Regions from separate parts of the Homo sapiens genome. Here all the other regions are linked to region 1. The links are chromatin contacts, found by Hi-C or POLR2A ChIA-PET in ENCODE. All regions are on one chromosome and are shown on one strand. The core of a region is the stretch at or near the end of the contact, and the rest is flanking DNA. Distances in the headings are between cores, read along the strand shown. Region 1 holds the start of RIPOR2 (RHO family interacting cell polarization regulator 2). Region 2 holds the start of H2BC5 (H2B clustered histone 5). Region 3 holds the start of H3C3 (H3 clustered histone 3). Region 4 holds the start of H3C1 (H3 clustered histone 1).

Region 1 (6,239 bases), core at 2,648-5,147:
ATTACCCATCCAGTTATTTCCACTAACACTGACCAGACTGGCTGTCAAGATCACACAGTGACAAAACAGATGAAAGCCCTTTAATTTGATAAGTTTGAAAGAACAATGGGAAAAGAGTCTGTAAGGCTAACTACTGGTTTTTCACTACCTTGATAATCAAATGAATCATTTCTCCAGGAAAGATTAAGCCTACTTGAGAGTAACCATTTTCTAAATGACGTGATGATGTTGTTAGGAAAGCAAACTTAAGACTGTGTGTGTGTGTGTGTGTGTGTGTGTGTATGAGAGAGAGAAAAAGAGAGAGAAGAAACAGATGGAGAGACAGAGAGAGAACAGACATTGGGATTTGCAGTGTGTAGGTGAATCCCTTTTCTTTCTGTCTCTCTTTCTCTTTCTCTCTCACTATATGCAACCTGTTTTAGAACAAGAGCAGTTACACACCAATGCTCCGAAGTTCTGTGAACCTTAACATTTCCTTTAACCACAAAAAACAATTGCTGAAGCAAACAGGATCTCAGAAAGGCAGTTTAAAAAATACATTGTGAGGATGACTCATTGACTCATTTTTTTTCTTCCCAGATCTTTATAGTGTCCATATATCTAAATGGATTTATATATACTTTTAAGCAAATGCACCTAAATTCTAAATCTGTGTAACCTCTAGGAGAAAGGGATCTTAAAAATGTGTCAATTGCAAGGAAATATAGTTGCCCTAATAACAAGCTTCTGGGCATTTTCCTTTTTTTATGTTACGGAAAACTCATTGTGCCAAAAGCTTTCTGCTTAGGCATGTTAAGTGAGCTGAAAGTATGCGTGAATCCTAGAACAAGCATGAACTTTTACAGGTAGATACATCATTTTGAAGTAAAGACTGGAGACTGGGTAGTAGAATGCTCAGAGAATGTGTAATCAGTCCCCTTGTTTCAGAAGAAGAATGAGGCTCAAAGAAGATAAATGACTTGCCCAAGATCCTCCAGCTATACCACAGCAGGGGCAAGGCTACAACTCAGACTCCTAACAACTTGTTCAGTGCTATATCTGCCACGTTAAACCTCTGAAAAGTTATTTATAAACTGAAGTTCTGTAAATAAGTCCTATTTTGAATCTGAGGTTAACCAGACGTGAAAAAATGGTCACTATTCTATAAACCCATTTTTGTAAATAGACAATAGGGATTCATATGTATTAAGTACTGACCACTATTCTAAAAGCTTTCCCTATCATAACACTTAAGCCACACACAGCCATATGAGGTTTGGACTCCATTTTATAAGTGAGTAAACTGAGGCACAGAGAGATTAGGTAACCTGCTTAAGGTCATAAGTGAATTGGTTGGCAAAGCCTAGACCGTGCAATTCCAGAGCTGAAGCTTTTGACTGTTACCCCACACAGAGCTTGCTTAAAATGAGGCAGCAGCTGGACATGCTTTCACATAAATTGCCAAACATGAGCCACGGCTCTGAAAACTGAATAAAAATACACTGGATGTTGGCCTTGCAAGGATTTTCTCTTTAATCTTTAGGGATTAAGTTAAATGAGATAATCAGTTTGGAAAAGATAAAGCATACCACATTGAAGTGCAACGCAAACATTATGCATCTACTATGAAGATAATCTGTACAACCGATAGGTATTACTGTCCCACTTCACCATTGAGGAGACCAAAGTTAGCTTGTATGGGTACCACGAAGCAGAACCAGAATCTGAGTCTGAATCTCGTTTGACTCCCAACTTATCAACCTGCACTACCTCCCTCACTTCCCACCTCAGAGCTAGCTGGTTACCTAGCTACCTGGAACCTGGGGACCTCAGCCATTCCACTACAACATGGTTAGTGAGGTTACAATAATCACCTTGGAAATGATGAATGCTCAGGAGAGAGAACACACAGGTTCATCCAGCCCTGCTTGGTCTTAACGCTTCCCTTCAGGATGGGGCCACGCATAATCCAGAGTGCAGTGCATCAGCCTATAGAGGGCGCTCTTAAGTATCATAGCCAGATGTAAAAGAGCAAAATTCCTATAGGCAAAGAAATGTGGGCTGGGCGTTTTGGAATGCCATTCCTGGAGGGAGGTGTGGGTGAATGATTGCCAATTTTTCCGTTCTAAGCTTATCTTCATAGTTGTGAGCATTTTTCAGGTCCTCAAAAGAGTTAGTATCTAAGTATAAATTTTCTCTTTAAGGTGTTTGCTTAAAGAGGAAACATCTTTAAGAAGTGAAAGCTGAAGAATGGGGCCTAAGATCAAACTTCAAGGTGTTGGTGGCCTAAACGCCTGCCATCAAAGTAACACAACAGAATGATAACTTGGTAAACAGCAGCGAAGCTCAATAGATATTCTTCAAATTGATTTAAGTTGTGATAAAAACCCAACTAATGATTTTAAATATTTCTGTAGCTAGAACAACATAGCAGAAAGACAACATCAAAATATTAACCATGATTACATTCTACATGACTAGATTACAAGGGGTTCTTTGCGACACTCTAATTTTTCTTCAGCGAACTTGTATTGCTTGGGTAATTACACATACACAAAAACCTTACTACTGTTCCTTTTAAAAAATTACTGAATAGAGTTTTTTAAAAAATTGCTAGACGTAGTTTCTTGCGGAAAATAATCAAATTCACGAGATTCTTGAGTCCAAATTTCCTTTATTTAGGTGGCTCCAAATTCTAAAAAAGCTTTTGCCTATAGCCCAATCTCATAGGCAGCATTTGAACAAAACATCCATCCAATGACTAGATCATCCCTTTAAAATCGCAACCTTTACAGTTAAATTCCAGTGGATAGGTCAAGTCATGGAAAAGCTGCAAGATGAGAACAGAAAACTGAGCAGTGCCAATGGGGATTGGAAGCTACCAGGGCTCCAGTATCCCGACTTGGGAAAAAAGAAAATTGGAAAAGGGAATGGAGGGTTGGAGTGCCAAGTATGTGTGAGGAAGAGTAAGAGAGAAGGACCCAGGCCGGGCATGGTAGCTCACGCCTGTAATCCCAGCACTTTGGGGGGCCAAGGAGGGTGGATCACCTGAAGTCAGGATTTCAAGACCAGCCTGGCCAACATGGCAAAATCCCATCTCTACTAAAAATACAAAAATTAGCTGGGCATGGTGGTGGGCGCCTGTAGTCCCAGCTACTTGGGAGGCTGAGGCAGGAGAATGACTTGAACCCGGGAGACGGAGGTTGCAGTGAGCTGAGATTGCACCACTGCACTCCAGCCTGAGCAACAAAGCAAGACTCTGTCTCAAAAAACAACAACAAAAAAAAAAAAAAAAAAAAAGAGAAGGACCGAGAGAAAGATAGACAGAGAGAGAGAGACAGAGAGAGAGAGAGACAGAAAGAGAGAAGTGCAAATCAAAGCAACATGGTACCATGAAAAACCACTCCTGGTCCATTTATTTAACTTCTTCCCTAGCAGCCCTGCTGTGCTCAAACCACTGTGACAGGCTTTCCTTAAGGTGTTAGACAAGAGATAGCACAGAAGAGAGACAAGGCAAAAAATTTAGTACTATTTTCCAGCCTAAACTAAACCTTTATTTTAGTCATGACTTTAAAAAATGTATTTGCGGGAATGACTCAACCCCTTGTTCCACCCCTTGCCTTGTGTATTCCTTCAGTGCCTAAGTTGATATTTGCAGCCACTACCTCACTCAGGATGCTTTGTTTTTATCATTTCAAAATACTCAAGTCCTTGCCCAAGCTGGGCAAAAGTGTCCAGTGGTGTCAAAACAAAGCAAAGCAGACCGGAGAGCCTCCTGCCAGAAAGATGCATTTACCTTCACCAAAAACATCATCCTCTTCATCGACCAGGAGCTCCTCAGCATCAAAAAACTGCATCTTGGAGAGGACAGGCGCGAGAAGCAGCAGGCAGCAGCCCCGGCAGTCTCAGCAGTCACACTGCCGACCGAGGTGATTTCCTTTCCTTGGGTTGCCCAAGCCCTCTGGAGGGCAGCTTCCGCATCTGCCCTGAAGAAAGCAGTTTCATTCATATGAATAGGCTTCTTGAGCCTTGTGAAGAGTGAATCCCAGGTGGGGTAATTCTCACCACTGAGGAGAAAGAATTTTTTGAAGAGGGCTGCAGATCCGGTTGGATATGAATACAGATATCACTCAAAGTCTGAATGCAATGAATTCTATTTCAAAGCAACAACTTTCATATTTCCTTAAAGAGGAAGGTGGGTGCTTAACTTTCTTGCTTATGAATTTGAACACAATGGGTTTTGTTGAAAGAGGGAGTTCATATTTCTCATATCTTGGTTTTGCTTCAATTACAATTTATCTGAAAGTAAAGCAAGCCACTATGTTAAACCAAAGCAGGCATTTAGAGGACAGAGCTTTTATTTTGCTCAGTAATAGTTGCATTTTTCTTTTCTTTTCTTTTCTTTTTTTCAAACCTCTTGCATTTAAGGATTGGAAACTTTACAGCATTTAAACCAAACTGAACCATATCTAGGCTTTATGTGGCTCGATTAAATCTATAGTCAATGAATAGATAACTGGTTTTGGTCAAACATCTTGCATTTCACAATATTTACTCAGTTTGATACTTCAGACTGTATCACTAAAGGAGAAAGAAGAAAATGTAACTCAAAAAGCAGTCCTCCCAAAGGGATGAGTGAACACTGAGCTTCTACGCGAGCACCATTGGCTGGCATCACCATATCGAGCTACCCAACGTGTGCCAAATTCTGTCTGGCTGCACAAACAAACACACATCTCTCTGAGTAATACTGAGACTTCATTTCGGGGTTTCCCAGAGCACTCCACTGTGTTGTAAGATCTCTTAGGTGGCCAGAAGCTTAGAAAATGCAAATGGAGATGACAGTGAGGAGCTGTTGACCCAAGGTGTTTATTTTTGGCACTTTATTTACTGCATGGTTTTGAAGATACTCCCAGTGTTACCCTAGAGAAACTGTCCCCTCCTCCTGTAACTGCAACCTTGAAATTGCACCATTTTCTCCCAGAAGAGACTGTGGACAACAGGGTTGGAGAAATCCAGCAGTGAGAAGGGATCACCCCAGAGGAATTCAGGAATCAGACACTGAGGGTTAACTGAGCAGCAACAGTCAGTTCATCCCTGCATTGGTGGCTGCAGCAGTTCCCAAAGACAGTGTACAGCTTGGGTCCTGCTGGGATCACCAATTGTTGTCAATCAGGGCTGGAACCATCCTTAGAGGAGAGCTTGGAAATGTCTGGGGTGTTTTGGGTGGCACAATGACTGGGGGTTATTACTGGTATTTAATGTCTTAGCACTCAGGGGCCCAGGGATATCAACCTTACCATAATGCATGGAACAGTAGCTCAACAGGAAGAACTGTCCAGCTCCAAATACCAATAATGCCCACCTTGAGACACACTGACAGGCAGAGAACTGGAGTTATCCTTTTCTCTAGCTCTCCTTTGCATCTCCCCTTTCTGACCCTTTTACCACCCCCTACCATGATCCCCACTTGAATGATGTTTCTGGACAAGGGTTGCACTTAGTTACATAAATTAAATTAATTAAAATGGGCCTAGGTGTAGGAAATTTGGATGTGGACTAAAGCTCTCTTTTGTGTGGTTGGGATAAGAGGATGGGTGTCCATTTTGATAATCACTACATTTCTCAACTACTGTCCTATGTCCTTTAATCTCCACAACTTCATGAGGTGGGTGCTATTATCCCATTTTACAGATGAAGCAATGGGGGCTCTGAGGGCTTGAAAAACATTCCTAAGATCAGGCAGCTAGTGAGTGGCAGATTTGACTAATTCCAGAGCTCACTCTGTTACCTCATGTCTGGACAACTTATGGGAGTGACTGCACACAGTCCAGTTCACTGCAGCATCCCCGTGGCTCTTGGGGACCTGCACTACCTCCCTCACCTCCCACCTCAGAACTACCTGGTTACCACGTGAACCTGAGGGCCCTAGCTATTCCACTTCAAAAAGTTAGCATAACCTCTGTAGGCCTGTTTCATTTTAAGTGGGTGGAATTGTGTCTCCCCTGTTGAATTCATATGTTGAAGTCCTAACCCCCAGTACCTCAGAATGTGACCTTACTTAGAAACAGGGCCATTGAAGATATAATTAGTTAGGATGAACTTATATCATATTGGAGGAGGATGGGTCCTTAATCCAATATGACTAACTTCCTCATAAAAAGGAGAGATTTAGACAAAGACATAGACATAGGGAGGATAGTATGTGAAGATGAAGGCAGAGATCCACAAGCCAAGGAACACCAAAGACTGCCAGTAAA
Region 2 (6,239 bases), core at 1,978-4,477, 1.2 Mb after region 1:
AGCCAGGATGGTCTTGATCTCCTGACCTCGTGATCCGCCCGTCTCGGCCTCCCAAAGTGCTGGGATTACAGGCGTGAGCCACCGCGCCCGGACCAGAAATAATTCTTTTGGTTGGGCTTTCATTGCCAGCTTACATACACTCTTCTTGATTGGGCAACTACCTAAAGAAATTCACTCAGACATTGTTCAAAGGATGTTTTCAGAGGGCAATGATTTATAATAGCTTAGATAGACTCTCAAAGCTCTACTTCTGAGATCGAAATTTGAACTTGTCGTTTAATCACTACATGTCACTTATTTTTCTTTCTATTGAGCTCTGGGAAGCATTGGAATACAATCTTCAGGGGGATTGAAACCATACGTGGTGAGTGGACTAGTCATTCCTCAACTATTCAGTAATAATAGGGGCTGGGTTTCACTAATAATGGGAGTAGATGTTTCAATCTACGTTTCTTATTTATTTTGCCTTATCATCAATGCTTGAATTTCAGCTCTAAGCTACTTTATTGCAATTTGGTTCTGAAGCATATGCCAAAAGCACTCAGCAAGGCTGCAGACAAATGCTTTAAAGTAAAGTGCACCTCCACTTCCAGTGACTTTATGAACATCACATTTGAAAATTAATCCTTTTTCATCTCTGTACCCTGAGTACATTTTGGACTTCCCTTCGTTCCCAAATACCCTGAATTCAAGGTATCTCAATCCATGGAGCAATTGTCCAGAGGAAGAGAGAAGCAACAGCCCCGCCCCCAACCCTTGGGAGCAGAAAGGGAAAGAATTATCCAAAGAATTGTTTAAAAACTCAGATGTAGCGGACAGATGTAAAACCATGGCTGTATAGATTGATGTCCCAGGGGTCCAAAACTTAATCTCAAATGGGCAATAATTTGTTTGGCATTAAACTAAACCAGTTTGATGAACTCAAATGCCCTCGGCTCAATAGGCAGGACTCTCCGAGGAGCCTGTGTTACTTCCCTCACTTAAGTGCAGATTTGTAATAAAAATCTTAATGCCAGTGGCATGCTTTTTGGATATATAAGAAGCTAACCACTTGGAGTATCATATTTGAGAGGTCAGAAAAGTCCACAGTTAAAGATCGGTTTATAATTTACGAAGAAAATAGAAAGTTTTGTTTCTCTGAGTTGAAATTTGCCAAGCACGGCGGGAAATATTGCAAGTTTTTGGCACAAGGCTTTGTGCTTCCCTTATAATTTGAGATCTGCGTGAAGCCTGAGGGTTCGGGGATCATTATCTGAGAAAAACCGGGCAGTTCGGTGTAGACAATTTTTATATTTTTGGCTTTTTTTGAGGTGTAACAAACACAACTCGGGATCCGAGAGGACACTCTGCGGCTGCCAGCGAGGCGGGCTGGACAGCGCACCAATCACGGCGCAGCTCCGCCCTATATAAACGGGCGGGCGCAGCGCCGCGGCTCGAGTCCCGGCCAGTGCCTCTGCTTCCGGCTCGAATTGCTCTCGCTCACGCTTGCCTTCAACATGTCCGAGACTGCGCCTGCCGCGCCCGCTGCTCCGGCCCCTGCCGAGAAGACTCCCGTGAAGAAGAAGGCCCGCAAGTCTGCAGGTGCGGCCAAGCGCAAAGCGTCTGGGCCCCCGGTGTCCGAGCTCATTACTAAAGCTGTTGCCGCCTCCAAGGAGCGCAGCGGCGTATCTTTGGCCGCTCTCAAGAAAGCGCTGGCAGCCGCTGGCTATGACGTGGAGAAGAACAACAGCCGCATCAAGCTGGGTCTCAAGAGCCTGGTGAGCAAGGGCACCCTGGTGCAGACCAAGGGCACCGGCGCGTCGGGTTCCTTCAAACTCAACAAGAAGGCGGCCTCTGGGGAAGCCAAGCCTAAGGCTAAAAAGGCAGGCGCGGCCAAGGCCAAGAAGCCAGCAGGAGCGGCGAAGAAGCCCAAGAAGGCGACGGGGGCGGCCACCCCCAAGAAGAGCGCCAAGAAGACCCCAAAGAAGGCGAAGAAGCCGGCTGCAGCTGCTGGAGCCAAAAAAGCGAAAAGCCCGAAAAAGGCGAAAGCAGCCAAGCCAAAAAAGGCGCCCAAGAGCCCAGCGAAGGCCAAAGCAGTTAAACCCAAGGCGGCTAAACCAAAGACCGCCAAGCCCAAGGCAGCCAAGCCAAAGAAGGCGGCAGCCAAGAAAAAGTAGAAAGTTCCTTTGGCCAACTGCTTAGAAGCCCAACACAACCCAAAGGCTCTTTTCAGAGCCACCCACCGCTCTCAGTAAAAGAGCTGTTGCACTATTAGGGGGCGTGGCTCGGGAAAACGCTGCTAAGCAGGGGCGGGTCTCCCGGGAACAAAGTCGGGGAGAGGAGTGGGATTTTGTGTGTCTCCGGAGCTATTTTTGACTAAGGCGTCGCGTCGCCCAAGCCGGAGTGCAGTGGCGTCATCTCGATTTTGCGTTCTCGAGTGTCGGAGTTGAACCCATTTGGGCCTCCCTTGTGCTTTGCACTTTTAGCAGGCCCTGGCCTCCAGATAGCATGGGAAAAAAAATGTTGGGATTTTCCCGGGTTTCTAAGCTGGGTTTTTCCGAGTTCCAAACACGGCACAGTGTATCAGTTTCTGTGCTGGTTACAAGCCTACTGGTTATCCCTATCGAGTATGGCAGGCAGTGAGGGACTTCAGAGGAGTACGTCTTAGGACAAGTGGCATAGTACTGACATTATTTCCGAAGGGCTACATTTCAAGTGCTTGGGGAGACTACTGCCACATAACTGAAAATTAGAAACCGACACTGCAGAAAAATACTTGGTCCTTAAATGTGGCATTTGGATGGATTAAGGACTTGCCGAAACGTAAAACTGACAGACTTGGGGGGGGGGGATGTCCCAATTAGCACGGCTTCTGTATGCAACGAGTCCCATACTTTGTTAAAGGAAGAAAGGAATGTGAGTTCTCCTAATCTGTTAAGTATCTTTCGGTGTAAGTTCTGACACCACAATGTTAAAAAAGTCGGATCTCAAAAACCAACTGCTCCAAGCGAAGTGCACAGCTGTCTTGCCTAAAGAGGCCTATTTATAGTAGCCTCGGGTAGTCTGGTCTGGGCTTTCTCATTGGGTACAAGTAAAGGAACGAAATAGCCAATGAAAAGGTAGACTTTTAAGTGTCGTTTACATTGGCATTTGTGACGACACTCTAAAATTAATCCAATCATAAACGAAATCTGATTAACCTCATTTGAATACCGCATCTATAAATGAACAGGGCCTCGGCGGGAGTGATTATTTTCTCAGGTGTTTGCAACAGTGTTCTAACTATTAACGCTACGATGCCTGAACCTACCAAGTCTGCTCCTGCCCCAAAGAAGGGCTCCAAGAAGGCGGTGACTAAGGCTCAGAAGAAGGACGGGAAGAAGCGCAAGCGCAGCCGCAAGGAGAGCTATTCAGTGTATGTGTACAAGGTGCTGAAGCAGGTCCATCCCGACACCGGCATCTCTTCCAAGGCAATGGGGATCATGAATTCCTTCGTCAACGACATCTTCGAGCGCATCGCAGGCGAGGCTTCCCGCCTGGCGCATTACAACAAGCGCTCGACCATCACCTCCAGGGAGATCCAGACGGCCGTGCGCCTGCTGCTTCCGGGGGAGCTGGCCAAGCACGCCGTGTCGGAGGGCACCAAGGCCGTCACCAAGTACACCAGTTCCAAGTAACTTTGCCAAGTAAGCATCTTTACACCTAATCCCAAAGGCTCTTTTAAGAGCCACGCATGTTTTCAATAAATGAGTTGTAATCATTTCATTCAAAAGGGGGGTTATTGGACTTAGCACCACAGTACCAATCTTTAATGTTACGTTAGTACTGCAGAGGAAATAACTTGGAAGTTACAGGGAATAACAATAGGTACTAGAAATTGAGTGCTATGGGTACGTATTAGATCGTTAGCTCATTTAGTATCACATAACACTAGCATAAACTGAAAGTATTGTAAATGTACAGCTCTTTGGTTTCCGTGTGCAGATTTCCAAGTTGATCGTGATGTTGATCCGGGACTCGGTGTGGTGACGGCCCGCCCTGAGCACGAAAGTGCACGCTCTTGACAACTTCCTTATGTTTGGAGCTTTCTCCACCACCACCCCCGCCCATTTTCTTGTAAAATTTTTACCATGCAGATATGTAATAACTGCAAGTAAAGGCTGAAGACAATGTGAGCTGAACACGGAACTATTACAAAGGTTTCTGATTTGTTTTGTAATTGGGCCAGTTTCTGTCTGAAGCTCTTAAGCGAGTGGGGCAGGGAAAGGCGGATCCTAGGCGCTGAGGTGCAGGAAAAAGAAGCAGCTTCTGAGACACCTTAAAATTCTTTTGCTAAACCGTCTTTTTCTGAAAGTCATTTAATTTATAGGTTTTTTTTTTTTTTTTTTTTTTTTTTTTTGGCAGCTTTCAGGTTAAAAGTCCTCCGGGTAACGGCAGAAACCAAATAGTCAATCATTAAGGTGCCTGACTGCACGTAGGCAATAGTTATCGCAGGACTGAAGCCCCCTTTGCAGTACAATTTATCCTTTCCTAGATGCCCCTGAGTACGGAGGACTGGAGGAGGTAGAAAGGGAAAGAAAACCTCCTTCTGGCAGGATGTAGCTTCTGCTGCACAAGGTAGGATGATGACAAAAGGTTTTCACTGCTGGGGAATGGATGATTGCGGGAGAAAAAGAATCTCGGAAAAGAGTCGGGAGGGAACTAGGAGGGAGTGGCCAGAAGGAAAGGAACAAATACTTGAGACGTGAAAAATGTGAGATGGATGAGGCTAGGTTTGGAGTCAAATGTTGGCTGAGAGGGAGAATTTAAGTGATGGATGGATGATCATTGTCTAAAAGAGGAATGAATTTAGAAGTTTGTCCTCATGCCCTCATAAACAAACACGAAATGATGGATTATGGGATACATTTTCCATAACATGGCAAGCGTGGTACTTGGACGGATAAATAAAAGCCTGAGTAATATTTTCTAAATTCTTAAAAGTAAGAAAGAGGGTCTAAGAAAGTAAACTCAGAGCCAGGGACTTGGCCCATGTTAAACCCCAAGCACTACAGCTGGCTTTTACTCAACCCGTGGAAACTGACCAGGGTATAGAGCCTGATATATCTTCTTAGGTGAAGGTGAGACACCAGACCTAAATCTGTCATCTCAAGAGTAGAAGGATGAACCACACATACAAACCCATCACAGATGAATGCAAATAAAAAAGTCAGCTCCGAAGTTGGGTTCTGAGCAGTGTAGATTCTACTGCTAAGGCTTGGACTACAAGCCATCGATGCTTACTTGTTCCTGGCATTCATACCATAGGGATTCAAACACCCAAGCTGAGAATTTAATTTAGGCATATCCCAGGCTGGTTTTGTGCCCCTGAGCACCCGGTAGAAACAAATACAAGTCATCTCTGGAAAAGAAGCTTCATTTTACACCTCAACAAATTGCCACAGCTAAAATATCCCCCCAAAAATGCACAAGGAGCTTCACAATCTAAATTAAACATCATGAAACTAGAAGTATGACTAATGAAAACAAAAGCAACAGACAATGGGAGCTGGGCGTGGTGGCTAATGCCTGTAATCCCAGCACTTCGGGAGGCTGAGGCTGGAGGATTGCTTGAGGCCAAAAGTTTGAGATCCTGTCTCTGAAAAAAAAAAAAAAAAAAAAAAGCAACAGACAATGGAAATGAAAAGGGAGAATTAACAAGATACAGACTTGAGGCCAGGCACGGTGGTTCATGCCTGTAATCCCAGCACTTTGGGAAGTTGAGGCAGGCGGATCACAAGGTCAGGAGTTCGAGACCAGTCTGGCCAACATAGTGAAACCCCGTCTCTACTAAAAGTACACAAAAAATTAGCCAGTGTGGTGGTGTGCGCCTTTAATCCCAGCTACTCAGGAGGATGAGGCAGGAGAATCGCGTGAACCCGGGAGGTGGAGTTTGCAGTGAGCCAAGATCGTGCCACTGCACTCCACCCTGGGCCACAGAATGAGACTCTGTCTCAAAAAAAAAAAAAAACAGACTCGAATTGACTAGTGTCTTTTTGAAAAAAGAAAAAGAGGCCAGGCACAGTGGCTCACGCCTGTAATCCCAGCACTTTGGGAGGCTGAGGCAGGCGGATCACCTGAGCTCAGGAGTTCGAGACCAGCCTGGCCAATATGGTGAAACCCCATCTCTACTAAAAATACAAAAATCATCCAGGCATGGTGGCATGCACCTGTAATCTCAACTACTCAGGAGGCTGAGGCAGGAGAATCGCTTCAACCCA
Region 3 (6,239 bases), core at 1,067-3,566, 1.1 Mb after region 1:
GGGATTAAAGGCAAGAGGCACCGCGCACGGCCCCGTCCAAGTTAACCTTGGCTCTAAAACTTGTCTTCGCTAACATTCCAGTTGATCCTCTAGAACTGAAACAGAATAGCAGCAGCACCACCTTAAGAAATTGTGGTTATAGCTCTCCTTGTGACAAAGTAGGTGGCTCTGAAAAGAGCCTTTGGGTTTGGAAGTGCTTACATAAGCACTTATTTAGAGCTAGTGTACTTGGTAACTGCCTTAGTGCCCTCGGACACAGCATGCTTAGCCAGCTCCCCAGGCAGCAGCAGGCGCACAGCCGTCTGAATCTCCCTGGAGGTGATGGTCGAGCGCTTATTGTAGTGAGCCAGGCGAGAAGCCTCGCCCGCGATGCGCTCGAAGATGTCGTTGACGAAGGAATTCATGATCCCCATGGCCTTGGATGAGATGCCGGTGTCGGGGTGGACCTGCTTCAGAACCTTGTACACATAGATAGAATAGCTCTCCTTGCGGCTGCGCTTACGCTTCTTACCATCCTTCTTCTGCGCCTTAGTGATAGCCTTCTTAGAACCCTTTTTAGGGGCTGGAGCAGACTTAGAGGGTTCAGGCATTGCTATTCCTAAACAGAATAGAAAAGCTACTAACACTCTCCACTACAGAGTAGTACAGAGAACAGTTCAGAGCCCATGTATTTATAGTCCTGAGATTCAAATGACGGTTTAAGATTCCTCACTTCTGATTGGACAAAAGAAACACGGTTTCACTGAGGGGTGGGGTTTATGCAAATATGGAATTTATGTTATCTTTTTCTATTGGATAAAGCACCAAACATAATTGACCAATAGGATAGCTTCCTATTGCAGCCTTGCAGTTTGTATAAAAGGATTTGTTCAGGCGCCATTCCAGCTTGCTTGTCTTTCACAGTTTTCCGCTGCTTTCATAGGTCGCTATTTGCGGACGTGGAAAATGGAGCTAAAGCAAAAACTTGTTCGTCGCTACCGGGCTTGCAGTTCCCAATAGGGCAGAGTCCGTCATCTTTTTCGAAAGGGCAATTATTTTGAGCCGGTCGGAGCCGGTGCGCCAGTGTACTTACAATACCTGGCCGCCGAGATCTTAGAACTGGTGGGCAGCGCCATACGTGACAAGACCCGCAGCATCATCCCCCGCCACCTGCAGCTGGCCATCCGAAACGACGAGGAGGTCAACAAGCAGCTGGGCAACGTCACTATTGCTCAGGGAGGCGTCCTGTCCAATATTCAGGCCGTCCTGTTGCCAAAATAACAGAGCCACGATAAGGCCAAGGTCAAGTAAACACTCAAATCAGAAAACGTAGCTTACACTTGAAACGGCATTTTTCAGAGCCGTCCATAGTTACACAAGAAAGGATGATAACTTGCTTCTGTTAGGGTATTTTTTGCTTTTCGTTTGGATTGGTTTGTTTTGAGACAGTCTAGTTCTGTCACCCAGGCTGGAGTGCAGCGGCGCGATATCGGCTTACTGCAACCTCCACCCCGCCGCTTCACGCGGTTCTCATGCCTCAGCCTCCTGTGTACTTGGGATTACAGGCGTCTGCTACCGCGCCCAGCTAGTTTTTGTATTTTTATGCGAGACGGGGTTTCACCATTTTAGCCAGGGTTGTCTTGAACTCCTGGCCTCTAGTGATCGTCCCATCTCGCCCTCCCAAAATGCTGGGATTACAGGCGTGAGCCACCGCCCCCCTAGCCTAATGGTGTTAAAAAGTTAAGTTTCGAGAAAATAACACCTTCCTTTAGAAAGTACATTTTAGAGTATACAAAGTGAAACTTAAGGCCAACCAAAATAAGACATTTTGAGAACAGGCAGGGTGGGAATGTGACTTGGACTTAGAAAACAAAGGGCAAGGAAACTTGCTGTTCGCCAGTAACAAAATAGCATGGAATCTCATTCTCTGAATATAAGCGTTATTTCCCGACATGAGTCTGAACGTTTCTGGTGGTTTAGTGAGTGTTCACCAGCATTGATAACTTGCGAGACTGTCAGGAATGCAGAATTTCAAGTCCCACTCAAACTTACTGAATCGGAATTTACATTTTAAAAATCCTTAGATACCTTGTTATACACTCTGTTCTTTGGGACTGGATGAACTAGAATTTTAGACAATTTGTCGCTGCAGATAACTGAAACGAAAAGGACAGGATGGGCGGTGGGGCAACTCATCCAATAAGATTGTCTAGTAATGAACCAATCAGTCTGGTCACTCTTCAGCCAATGATTTTATCGCGCGGGACTTTTGAAATATTACAGGACCAATCAGAATGTTTCTCACTATATTTAAAGGCCACTTGCTCTCAGTTCACTACACTTTTGTGTGTGCTCTCATTGCAAATGGCTCGTACGAAGCAAACAGCTCGCAAGTCTACCGGCGGCAAAGCTCCGCGCAAGCAGCTTGCTACTAAAGCAGCCCGTAAGAGCGCTCCGGCCACCGGTGGCGTGAAGAAACCTCATCGCTACCGCCCGGGCACCGTGGCCTTGCGCGAAATCCGTCGCTACCAGAAGTCCACCGAGCTGCTGATCCGGAAGCTGCCGTTCCAGCGCCTGGTGCGAGAAATCGCCCAGGACTTCAAAACCGACCTGCGTTTCCAGAGCTCTGCGGTGATGGCGCTGCAGGAGGCTTGTGAGGCCTACCTGGTGGGACTCTTCGAAGACACCAATCTGTGCGCTATTCACGCTAAACGCGTCACCATCATGCCCAAAGATATCCAGCTGGCACGTCGCATCCGTGGGGAAAGGGCATAAGTCTGCCCGTTTCTTCCTCATTGAAAAGGCTCTTTTCAGAGCCACTCACAATTTCACTTAAAAACAGTTGTAACCCATTCGGTTGTCTATGTTAGTTTCCAGGAGATATAAAGGTGATAACTACACACAAGTTTTGTAACTGCAGACAAGTCTATCAGGCCTTTTCAACCGGTTTTACTGCGAGAAAACAAGCTGAGTTACTGTTTTGCCCTTGTTAAAAAATTCCTAGGGGTCTTTTTAGCATGTATATGTGTAAATACTTACATATTGAAAGGCTCCTGGGGACACCACCGTCACTCCTTTTAATCCACGTGACAATTTTAGTTCTGATGGCAGTATTATTAAAGCTATCATAAAGACAATGTGTGTGTAGTTACCTAAGTCCACAAAAACAATAGCTGACCCCAAAATTCAGTATTGGTTTTGGGCTGCTGGAGGTGGAGTCAGAGCTCAGGTGGAAGAAACTGGCCTCAGTACACACTGCCAAAAGTCCACTAAATAGATTTATGTAACAAGTACACAAGACTTGCGTATGACCATCCAAAGATTATGCGGTCATCCTTATCCAGGGAATTTGAGAATGAAGGGTGGCAACTGCAAAGCTCTTTTACCCATGTCCTCTTTTAATAAATATTTAAAAATATTCAAATGCTGATTTCATCCATTTTCTAAATATATTAGTATACTTAACTGATGGGGTAGATCAAGGTTTTCTGGGGATCAAACCTTTTACAACTTGTTAACTATTAAAAACTATAATGTAAAATTAAAAATGCAAAAGTACTGCAGACTGTAAATATAAATTTATAATGGGAAAATAAAATCAAATTCCAATTTTATAAAAGCTGACAAAACAACAGCCATCACAAAATTCAGAAAATAGCATATTTTATTAACTTCTGAATATGACACTACCAAGTATATTTTCCTGTAGTTTTGACTGAATACTCTGATTCCATCTTCAGATCGAAATTATTTTGTAATGTTGTCTATAGGTAATGGAAATAGAATTCAATCTTTCCTCCAGGGTGGCTGATGATAATATGTTTTCTTCATAACTTAGAAGTATTTCAGTTTCAAAACACATTATTGGTAATGTCAAGTAAGTTTTTAGGATTGTTTTCAAATTTGGAAAATCCTCTGTTAAGCTCCTTTCACATGTAAGTTGTAAACTTTGTAAGAATTCTTTCCAGACTAGCTTCTGGCTCTATACGTTTCTACTCTCCACTAGACACTCACTCTCAGTGCTGGGAATGTGTTTTGAATACTTAGATGTCATAACATTTTATCTAGACCTGCATCTTGCCAGGAATTTAGGTGAGTTATTCCAGTGAGCAGTAGGAACATTCCTTGAAGCCATTCTTTTTTTTTTTTTTTTGAGACGGAGTCTCGCTGTGTCTCCCAGGTTGGAGTGCAGTGGCGCAATCTCGGCTCACTGCAAGCTCCGCCTCCCAGGTTCATGCCATTCTCCTGCCTCAGCCTCCCAAGTAGCTGGGACTACAGGCGCCCGCCAACACGCCCGGCTAATTTTTTGTATTTTTAGTAGAAACGGGGTTTCACCGTGTTAGCCAAGATGGTCTCGATCTCCTGACCTCGTGATCCGCCCGTCTCGGCCTCCCAAAGTGCTAGGATTACAGGCGTGAGCCACCGCGCCCGGCCTCCTTGAAGCCATTCTTACGTCAGATTGGCTGGCAACGAATGAAGTACACATGATCACATATGCAAATCACGTAACTTATTATCCCCATACTAGATACATCTTCAACTAAACTTTCTCTTACTCAAATTCCAAATATTTTCATCAGGATTCTAACATAATCAGACAATGGTGATTTTAATAAAAAGGAGGATTGAGTGAAAATAGCAGCCTGAACCATCCGTGATTAAAGTACCTTAATACTGCAAATTTTAAAATCAGAGAGAGAGAGAGAGACAAACTAACACATTTGTAGGGCCCCTCTCTGCACCTTGGAAGTACAGGCCCTTACACTTGTGTTTCATTAGCTTCAGGATAAATCTGCCCCAGATCACTGGCCAAATTTTACGTGGCCTTCTTCAGCATCCTACCACTCTATTCAAATACATCTCTGCAGGAGCACCCTGTGAGTTGAGAATTACTGGTCTGGGATGACCACTGTTTGCATGATGCTTTGGATGGTGGTGCTGTTCTCAGAAGAAATACCAGAAGGAGAAAGGTTAGTCAGGAGAATATAAAGTCAACCTTAAGCAATTTGAACACTTCAGTGGTTAAGTGAGTTCCCTGGGACAACTCTGCAAGCTGTTTTAACTTTATTTGTATTGAATATTACCTTCTTTTAGAGAGGCCAACGTGTAGAAGGAAATAACAATGAAACAAAGGATTCATTAATAGTATAAACTATAAACTAACTGTCATTGATAGTCTTCCACGGGCCAAGTACCACATGAAGTGGTTGGTCTGAATTATTGTGTAAAATTCTTACTTCAGCATTGTAAGGCAAATTATCTCACTGTCTCCATTTTACAGAAGTGGAGGTTCAGCCTCAGGAATTTCACTAAATTCGCCAAATTCTTACTACCAGCAGATATCATTGCCAGGCAGTGTCACACTTTAATATCTTCTAATCAATAAGATAACCCTAAAATTGATTATCATATATAATTTCCTTCTCATATATAGTTTCATACTATCATATATAGTTTCCTTTGTTTCAGAAATTGGACTCCCTCAGGGTGGATAAGGAGACATGGTGGTGTCCTGGCCTAAGTATTGTTGGAATCCTCTAGTCAGAGGCCTGATGTGAGGTGAAGTGGACAGTGAAACTGCCTTTGCAAAAATCATAACTGAGAAAATTATTACAGTGAAAGAGATCTTACCTAACCGACTCCATCTAACGTCTAAACTCCAAGCTGTCCTTTTCATTCCTGAGTTTGGGATTAACTAACTTTGGGAGGAGCTTAGTTTATACTTTTGCTTTTAAACAAAAACAATAACAGCCCTTTCAGAAACAAACCCCTTTCCTGCCTGGGGACCAGACTGCTTTTGCAGGACTAACAAATTAGCCACAAGATTATAAATTATGGTTTAGGAGTCATGCAGCTGGAAGCTACAAGATTCTAAACCTCAAATTGCTCCTGGGGATAAAATCACTATTTTAAAACCTAAGATCAATGCTTGAGCTATTTTGCAGACCCTGAACACAATGGATTAGCTGGCACCACCCATATAGATAAACTGGATTATCTGGTCTTGAGTCCCCCACCCCACCACTCCCAGGAACTGATTTAGCACAAGAGGACAGCTTAGGCTCCCTATAATTTCATCTCTGACCCAACCAAGCAGCACTCCCGACTCACTGGTCCCCTACAATCAAATTATCCTTAAAAACTTTGGTCCCCAAATTCTCAAGGAGACTGATTTGAGTAATAATAAAACTCTAGTCTCCTGTAGCGCTGGCTCCTTATTGCAATTCCCCTGTCTTGATAAATCAGCTCTGTCTAGGAAG
Region 4 (6,239 bases), core at 1,745-4,244, 1.1 Mb after region 1:
GCTTACCAGGCTCTTAATGCCCAGCTTAATGCGGCTGTTGTTCTTCTCCACGTCGTAGCCTGCGGCCGCCAGCGCCTTTTTAAGAGCTGCCAACGACACACCACCACGCTCCTTAGAGGAGGAAGCAGCCTGCACGATCAGCTCTGACACGGAAGGGCCAGCGGGTTTTTTCTTGGAGGCTGCTGCAGCCTTAGCAGGTTTCTTTGCCTTCTTGCCAGCTAAAGGTTTCTCAGGAGCAGCAGAAGCGGCGGGGGCGGGAGGCACTGTTTCAGACATGGTGACTAACACAGCACACCAAATAAAGTGGTATAAACCTGACGAAGCAGGATGCGAAAAAAAGGCCCCAACGCAGCCTATTTATAGGGTGGGACTGCGCCGTGATTGGTGCCCGTCAGTGCCCGCCCCTCGCGCCCTAGCGCCCCCTGCGCGCTGCCGAGGGTTTCGCCCAGTCTCAGAAGGCAGCTGGGGGCCTCTAGGGCCTATGGTCCTGCTCCCCTCAACGCAAGCAAACACACAGAAAAAGCCGCTCTGGTTGCCTCATTGTGAAGGAAATTGTAGGCAGACTGCCGCCCAGTAACATCAGAGGGTACCGCTTCTCTCTCAAAAAGCAGCTCTTTTTTAGGGAGTAGGTTGAGAGGGGGCGGTTTACAAATGCAGTGCCACAAGCATCCGAGGAGTTTTATTAGAAATTTTTAGAGGTCCGTTGCCAGAGATGTTAGTTTTTAATTTGCAAGAAATGTAAAATACAGTGTTTTGAATAGTTGCGGAGGGAGAGAAAAGTGCGAGTTTTAGGCCGTGTTAGGGCCAGTTGTCATCAACTCTATTACATTTTCTGGCAATGTTTTAGAGCGATGTGTCTCGCGAATACCTTTCACGTCAAACAAGAATGAATCGTAGACAACACCAGAATTCACAAACGCTGCAATTAATACTCAAACTGCAAGTGTGGAAACGTTTCTGCACTTGCAACTTATTTCCACAGTCCAATGTGGGATGCACTTCAGGAATTTCCAATGCCCTTTTCATCCATACAACATGCCCCAAATTGGTATTAAGGTTTACAACCTGTGTTCCATGTCAGCACACGCAATCAGCGCACCATGACATGGTCAACTCATTCTTTTATTCAACAAATATTTATGGGCCTCACAAGCCTGCGAAAGGCGTTAAATGCTGGGTCCACGAAACCGGTTCCCTGACAGGCATTCTGCTGGGGAGTTAAGTCCACTTAGTGTGAAAGCAAACACGGGTGATAAATGCAAGCACACCCTGGGGATAAGATTTTATGGTAACAACCCTTTAACTTGTTTGTGGCTGTTAAGTGCATTTCAAAGTATCAATAAGCTAAAACGATCTCACATTGCCAATCAGAGACTCAGCTAATGGGAGAATAAAAAACTATTAAATCGACATCCACTTCTACAATCCTATTCTGGATAACCCCCTAGCACAGCACAGCAGAGAGTGAGGTAATGCGGTCTTATTTCCGCTCCTGCTGTGGTAGTTTTCAAATAAGTCCGAACCATGCTAAGTAACCTGAGCTTTTCCCCTTTTTGTTCAAACAACGTGCCAACCAAATAATGGAGTGGTCCCAGATAAGTATTGTACCCATCTTCTGCACCAGTGCTTCCTACGTCCCATTTTATTGAGAAGGCATGCATTCAAATATTTCACGTAATTTCTAAAAATTTGGAAAATAACGGTTGGAAACTCTACATCTTGGTTTGACGGCTAGTCAGTTATGAAACACAGGTATACAAAATTGGAAGATTTTTGTAAGTAAACCCTTTGTGAAAGATATAAACCTTTCTTAGTGTAATAAGCGAGGTATCTGAAAAAACGCAACTTTTGAAAAGGAAATACTCCTAATTATCTGATTCAGGAGTTTCCACTTTAAATAATGGGTTCTGCCTCCCTTTTTTCTATTGGGTTAAACTGGTTTCAAATAAAATGGGAACGCTCCATGCAAATGAAGGATGATAGATCTGCTTTCTAAATGGCTGTTCAAGAAAATAGCCTAAACCAATCAAAAGATAGAATGTGGCCTGTCTCTTGTGAATTTAAAAAGGTCACAATCCACTTTTCAGTGTTTTGAGATTTTCAAAATGATTGCATTAGCTCTTGGCAATGCTAAATTATGTTCCTTGCGAACCACTATCCAGTTTCTCTTGGGCCAAGTCCACCTCCTGCTCCGCAAGAGGAACAACTCCCAGCTGGTGGTACCTGGCGGCAGTGCTGGAGAAACGCCATTTTGTGACTGGCAGAGTACACCTAGGCTTTAGAAAACAAAAGCTGCAGAACGCTGCAAGTTTAGGATTCAAAGAGCATAATCAAGAGAAAGACGTCTCATAGAAAATGTTTCTGAGTAATAGTGTAATCCTACTATGTTTGAGATGCTTTGTAGATTTCAATAACACTCCTAAGTCAATTAAAGCATTACAAAGGAATCCAATTCTTGTGAAAGGTTTCAGAAATTCCCGTAAAGGGTACATTTCCGGAGAGGAGGTGAGCAGTATTCCCTCTTTTTTTTTTTTTTTTTTTTTTTCCTAAAGAGCTGAAGGTTATACGGAATTGGGGAATTATAATACCTTTGGAATCAATGCCTTGTTTTATGGAAAATAAACACAGCCTTCAGGTTATGAAAACCAGATGTAGAAGAGGACAAGTTTAAAAAATTAAAGTCCAAGCCGGCGCAGTGGGGCTCCCCTGTAATCCCAGCTACTCTGGATGCTGAGGCGGGAAGATCCTTTGAGCCCAAGTTTAAGACCAGCTTGGGGAACAAAGCAAAAGTAAAATAAAATAATAGTAGTAATAAAATACCACTTAAATAATCATCTGTAGAGTTGGAATAGAATATAGTAGCCGGTGAAACTGCACGATTGTTGCTGGCTTAAAGATAGACCAATCAGAGTGTGTAACGTCATATTTAGCGTCTTCTATCATCCAATCACTGCACTTTACACACTATAAATAGAGCAGCTCATGGGCGTATTTGCGCTAGTGTTGGGTGTTCCGCTGTGCTGTTTTTCCGTCATGGCTCGCACTAAGCAAACTGCTCGGAAGTCTACTGGTGGCAAGGCGCCACGCAAACAGTTGGCCACTAAGGCAGCCCGCAAAAGCGCTCCGGCCACCGGCGGCGTGAAAAAGCCCCACCGCTACCGGCCGGGCACCGTGGCTCTGCGCGAGATCCGCCGTTATCAGAAGTCCACTGAACTGCTTATTCGTAAACTACCTTTCCAGCGCCTGGTGCGCGAGATTGCGCAGGACTTTAAAACAGACCTGCGTTTCCAGAGCTCCGCTGTGATGGCTCTGCAGGAGGCGTGCGAGGCCTACTTGGTAGGGCTATTTGAGGACACTAACCTGTGCGCCATCCACGCCAAGCGCGTCACTATCATGCCCAAGGACATCCAGCTCGCCCGCCGCATCCGCGGAGAGAGGGCGTGATTACTGTGGTCTCTCTGACGGTCCAAGCAAAGGCTCTTTTCAGAGCCACCACCTTTTCAAGTAAAGTAGCTGTAAGAAACCAATTTAAGACAAAAGGGAATGCATTGGGAGCACTTTTCGTTTTAATGCTACTGAAGGCTTCAAAACCAATCGATTTCGGCCGGTCGCGGTGACTCACGCCTGTAATTCAAGCACTTTGAGAGGCTGAGGCGGGCGGATTACCAGAAATCAGGAGTTCGGGATCAGCCTGGCCAACATGGCCGAATCCCGTCTCTACGAAAAATACAAAAACACGCCGGGCGCGACGGCGAGCGCTTGTAATCCCAGCTACACTCTGAAGGCTGAGGCAGGAGAAACACTTGAACCTGAGAGGCAGAGGTTTCAGTGAATCGAGATGGCTCTAATGTACTCCAGTCTGGGCGACAGAGAGATTCGGTTAAAAAAAAAGTTCGACTTAAAATAATTCTGGAGTCAGAATGGGTTTACATTTAATTCTTAACCCAGTTCCTCAAAGCCTGTAGCTCTGTTAAGAAAATAAAGGCCATTGGTCAAGCCTGCTTGGTCCCACCCTCATCTCCCCACCCTCCCCCAATCGCTGCTCCCGCCATTTCCTGGGGCTTGGAGGAGGGGTTAAAGGAGCGGACTGTAGGCGTCACATTTCCCGCCTGCGCGCTTTTCAGTCTCAGTGTCCGCTGGAGGTGGGGGCAGGGGTAACGTAGATATATAAAGATCGGTTTCCTATTCTCTCACTTGCTCTTGGTTCACTTCTTGGGAAGTCATGTCTGGACGTGGTAAGGGCGGGAAGGGTTTGGGTAAGGGGGGTGCCAAGCGCCACCGCAAGGTGTTGCGTGACAACATCCAGGGCATCACCAAGCCGGCCATCCGGCGTCTGGCCCGGCGTGGCGGTGTGAAGCGGATCTCTGGTCTGATCTACGAGGAGACTCGCGGGGTGCTCAAGGTGTTTTTGGAGAACGTGATCCGTGACGCTGTCACCTATACGGAGCACGCCAAGCGCAAGACAGTCACTGCCATGGACGTGGTCTACGCGCTTAAGCGCCAGGGACGCACCCTTTATGGCTTTGGCGGTTAAGGTTGCTGATTTCTCCACAGCTTGCATTTCTGAACCAAAGGCCCTTTTCAGGGCCGCCCAACTAAACAAAAGAAGAGCTGTATCCATTAAGTCAAGAAGCTCAATGTGTAATTAAGATGAATGATACTGAGCTGACATCCTAAAAAGGAAAGATTAGGGGAACTCCAAGTTTGCCCTCCACTCACTACATATGGGTAGGGGAGCAACGATATTCCAACTCTGAAGAAAGAGTGGAAAAAAAGTAGTGTTAAAAATTTGTATTAGTTTCCAAGGGACAAAGAAGCGCTGCCCAATCAATGAGGGCCATTCGTAGCTGTCAACCAATCAGAACTGATGAGCTAATATTTCCTGAGGCAAGCCAGGGAGCCGGAGGGGAAGCTAAGAAGCTTATTGAGAAAAAACAAAAACCCTGTTTTAGGAAAAAAAAAAACCATCTTTTAGCGATTATGAAATAAAATCACAGAGACATTTAAGTATCCCTCAATCATGTACTGAGAGCAATACTAAATTTATCGCCACCAATACAGTTTTACTCTATTAAAAAGACCCTGAAAATTGAAACCCTATTCAGACTCCTGGAATACCCAGGACACTAAATTCAGGGGAGATTAAAATCTGTTTTAGAGAGAAAAGGCACCTTTTTCAGTGTTACCGCGGCCTTCAGCAGTTAACCTTTTTTTTTCCCCCTTTACGCAGAAATGGAAATTTGGGTGATAGAAATATTCCGAAATTAAATTGTGATGATGGTTGTACAACTAAGAAAACACGGTAAAATTCATTGAACTGTACCTAAAGTGGGCAAATTTTGTGGTACATTAAATATCAATAAAGCTGATTATATACATACACATATATTTTTATATATGCAGAGAGAGAAATGATGCAAGCAGGGTGGTAGGACATGAGGTTGGTAGCATAGGCAATGTTGGTCTGTGAAGGGCCACCTGTGCTAAACCTGGAAGCCTGGGGTTTGTCCAGTCAAGCCATGGTAGCCATAGTTTTAAAGGATGTTCCTGATGCAGTTATGTGTTCCAGTTAAGTACATCTAGCTTCAGAACTCAGCTGGAAAAGGGATGTGAACTTCAGGTTAGCTGATAGGGAAATATCTTACTCTCATCTGAGTAAATATTCACAAATGCCTCTCATTGTGCTCTTTTTGGTACCATTGTTATAGGACTGATTTCAGCCTCACGATGTTAGCTTCAGTGATGGATGTCTCTTTATTTTGAGGTCCTGTTTTCCACCTGACAGTTTTCATCCAGGATTTCTTGAGGAATTACACAAGTACCCAGCTTGGCTTAATTTAAAACTGACAATGGAGAGAATTCATAGCTGCATTCTGGATAGTTTCAGGAATCAGAGGAGCAAAAATGAGCCTGGTATGGAGGGTGGGTCATTTTATGTCTTTCTTAGTTGGTATTTTAAAGATATTTATTGATCTCATATGCCAGATATTGTTGAAATCATTGGGGTACATAAGTTAGAAAATTTTAATTCCCTTTCCTGAATTCCAGAGTCAATGTAGAGGGGTGTGTGGATATCGATTACCCATATGGGAGGTATAGTCGTTGTAACAATAAGCCACGACTAGCTCCTGTTACGTTTTGCCTGGCCTTTCATAGCATTGCTATGTTCATAGCATTGCTGATATGTCATACTCATCTTAGGCATACCCACCACCACCTTGGGCCTTCTTCAGTCCTAA

What was found. A loop is a pair of places that touch in the nucleus more often than their neighbours do. ChIA-PET counts read pairs that join two places held with the same protein, here RNA polymerase II (POLR2A). Pooled maps may share reads with other maps.
Region 2: a pooled map shows a loop between it and region 1 (4-fold over the local background). The contact joins the promoter of H2BC5 here to the promoter of RIPOR2 in region 1. A Hi-C loop is called at or near these places in 2 of 50 pooled maps. POLR2A ChIA-PET finds 5 or more read pairs at or near these places in 4 of 52 experiments (B cell, GM12878, naive thymus-derived CD4-positive, alpha-beta T cell and 1 more).
Region 3: a loop to region 1 is called in a pooled map, with 3 times the contacts of the local background. The contact joins the promoter of H3C3 here to the promoter of RIPOR2 in region 1. A Hi-C loop is called at or near these places in 4 of 50 pooled maps. POLR2A ChIA-PET finds 5 or more read pairs at or near these places in 7 of 52 experiments (activated CD4-positive, alpha-beta T cell, activated CD4-positive, alpha-beta memory T cell, activated T-cell and 3 more).
Region 4: a map of GM12878 shows a loop between it and region 1 (5-fold over the local background). The contact joins the promoter of H3C1 here to the promoter of RIPOR2 in region 1. A Hi-C loop is called at or near these places in 1 of 168 maps with a recorded cell type or tissue (GM12878), 4 of 37 single-sample maps with no recorded cell type and 12 of 50 pooled maps. POLR2A ChIA-PET finds 5 or more read pairs at or near these places in 11 of 52 experiments (CD4-positive, alpha-beta T cell, CD8-positive, alpha-beta T cell, OCI-LY7 and 7 more).

What each region holds. Positions count from the first base shown.
Region 1 is chr6:24,932,063-24,938,301 of GRCh38, forward strand. RIPOR2 (RHO family interacting cell polarization regulator 2) reads right to left here and starts at 3,898. Exons shown (of 22, transcript NM_001286445.3): 1 at 3,776-3,898. The coding sequence starts at 3,836. LOC105374981 (a long non-coding RNA gene) reads left to right here and starts at 1,913. Exons shown (of 3, transcript XR_007059514.1): 1 at 1,913-2,002; 2 at 2,184-2,308. RefSeq lists an enhancer at 4,611-4,780.
Region 2 is chr6:26,154,895-26,161,133 of GRCh38, forward strand. H2BC5 (H2B clustered histone 5) reads left to right here and starts at 3,228. Exons shown (of 1, transcript NM_021063.4): 1 at 3,228-3,713. The coding sequence starts at 3,276. The coding sequence ends at 3,656. It overlaps H1-4 (H1.4 linker histone, cluster member), which reads left to right and starts at 1,435. Exons shown (of 1, transcript NM_005321.3): 1 at 1,435-2,221. The coding sequence starts at 1,497. The coding sequence ends at 2,156. It overlaps H2BC6-AS1 (H2BC6 antisense RNA 1), which reads right to left. Exons shown (of 3, transcript NR_186648.1): 3 at 5,380-6,239. RefSeq lists enhancers at 1,163-1,914, 1,439-1,598, 1,859-1,938, 2,668-3,419, 3,559-3,608 and 1 more and silencers at 2,229-2,278, 4,607-4,901.
Region 3 is chr6:26,043,068-26,049,306 of GRCh38, forward strand. It overlaps H3C3 (H3 clustered histone 3), which reads left to right and starts at 2,317. Exons shown (of 1, transcript NM_003531.3): 1 at 2,317-2,802. The coding sequence starts at 2,344. The coding sequence ends at 2,754. It overlaps H2BC3 (H2B clustered histone 3), which reads right to left and starts at 646. Exons shown (of 1, transcript NM_021062.3): 1 at 160-646. The coding sequence starts at 590. The coding sequence ends at 210. It also overlaps the pseudogene H2AC5P. RefSeq lists enhancers at 890-1,129, 2,360-2,679.
Region 4 is chr6:26,017,457-26,023,695 of GRCh38, forward strand. H3C1 (H3 clustered histone 1) reads left to right here and starts at 2,995. Exons shown (of 1, transcript NM_003529.3): 1 at 2,995-3,502. The coding sequence starts at 3,034. The coding sequence ends at 3,444. It overlaps H4C1 (H4 clustered histone 1), which reads left to right and starts at 4,193. Exons shown (of 1, transcript NM_003538.4): 1 at 4,193-4,594. The coding sequence starts at 4,223. The coding sequence ends at 4,534. H1-1 (H1.1 linker histone, cluster member) reads right to left here and starts at 331. Exons shown (of 1, transcript NM_005325.4): 1 at 1-331. The coding sequence starts at 276. RefSeq lists enhancers at 2,507-3,323, 3,324-4,140, 3,658-3,757, 3,788-3,837, 4,141-4,956 and 2 more.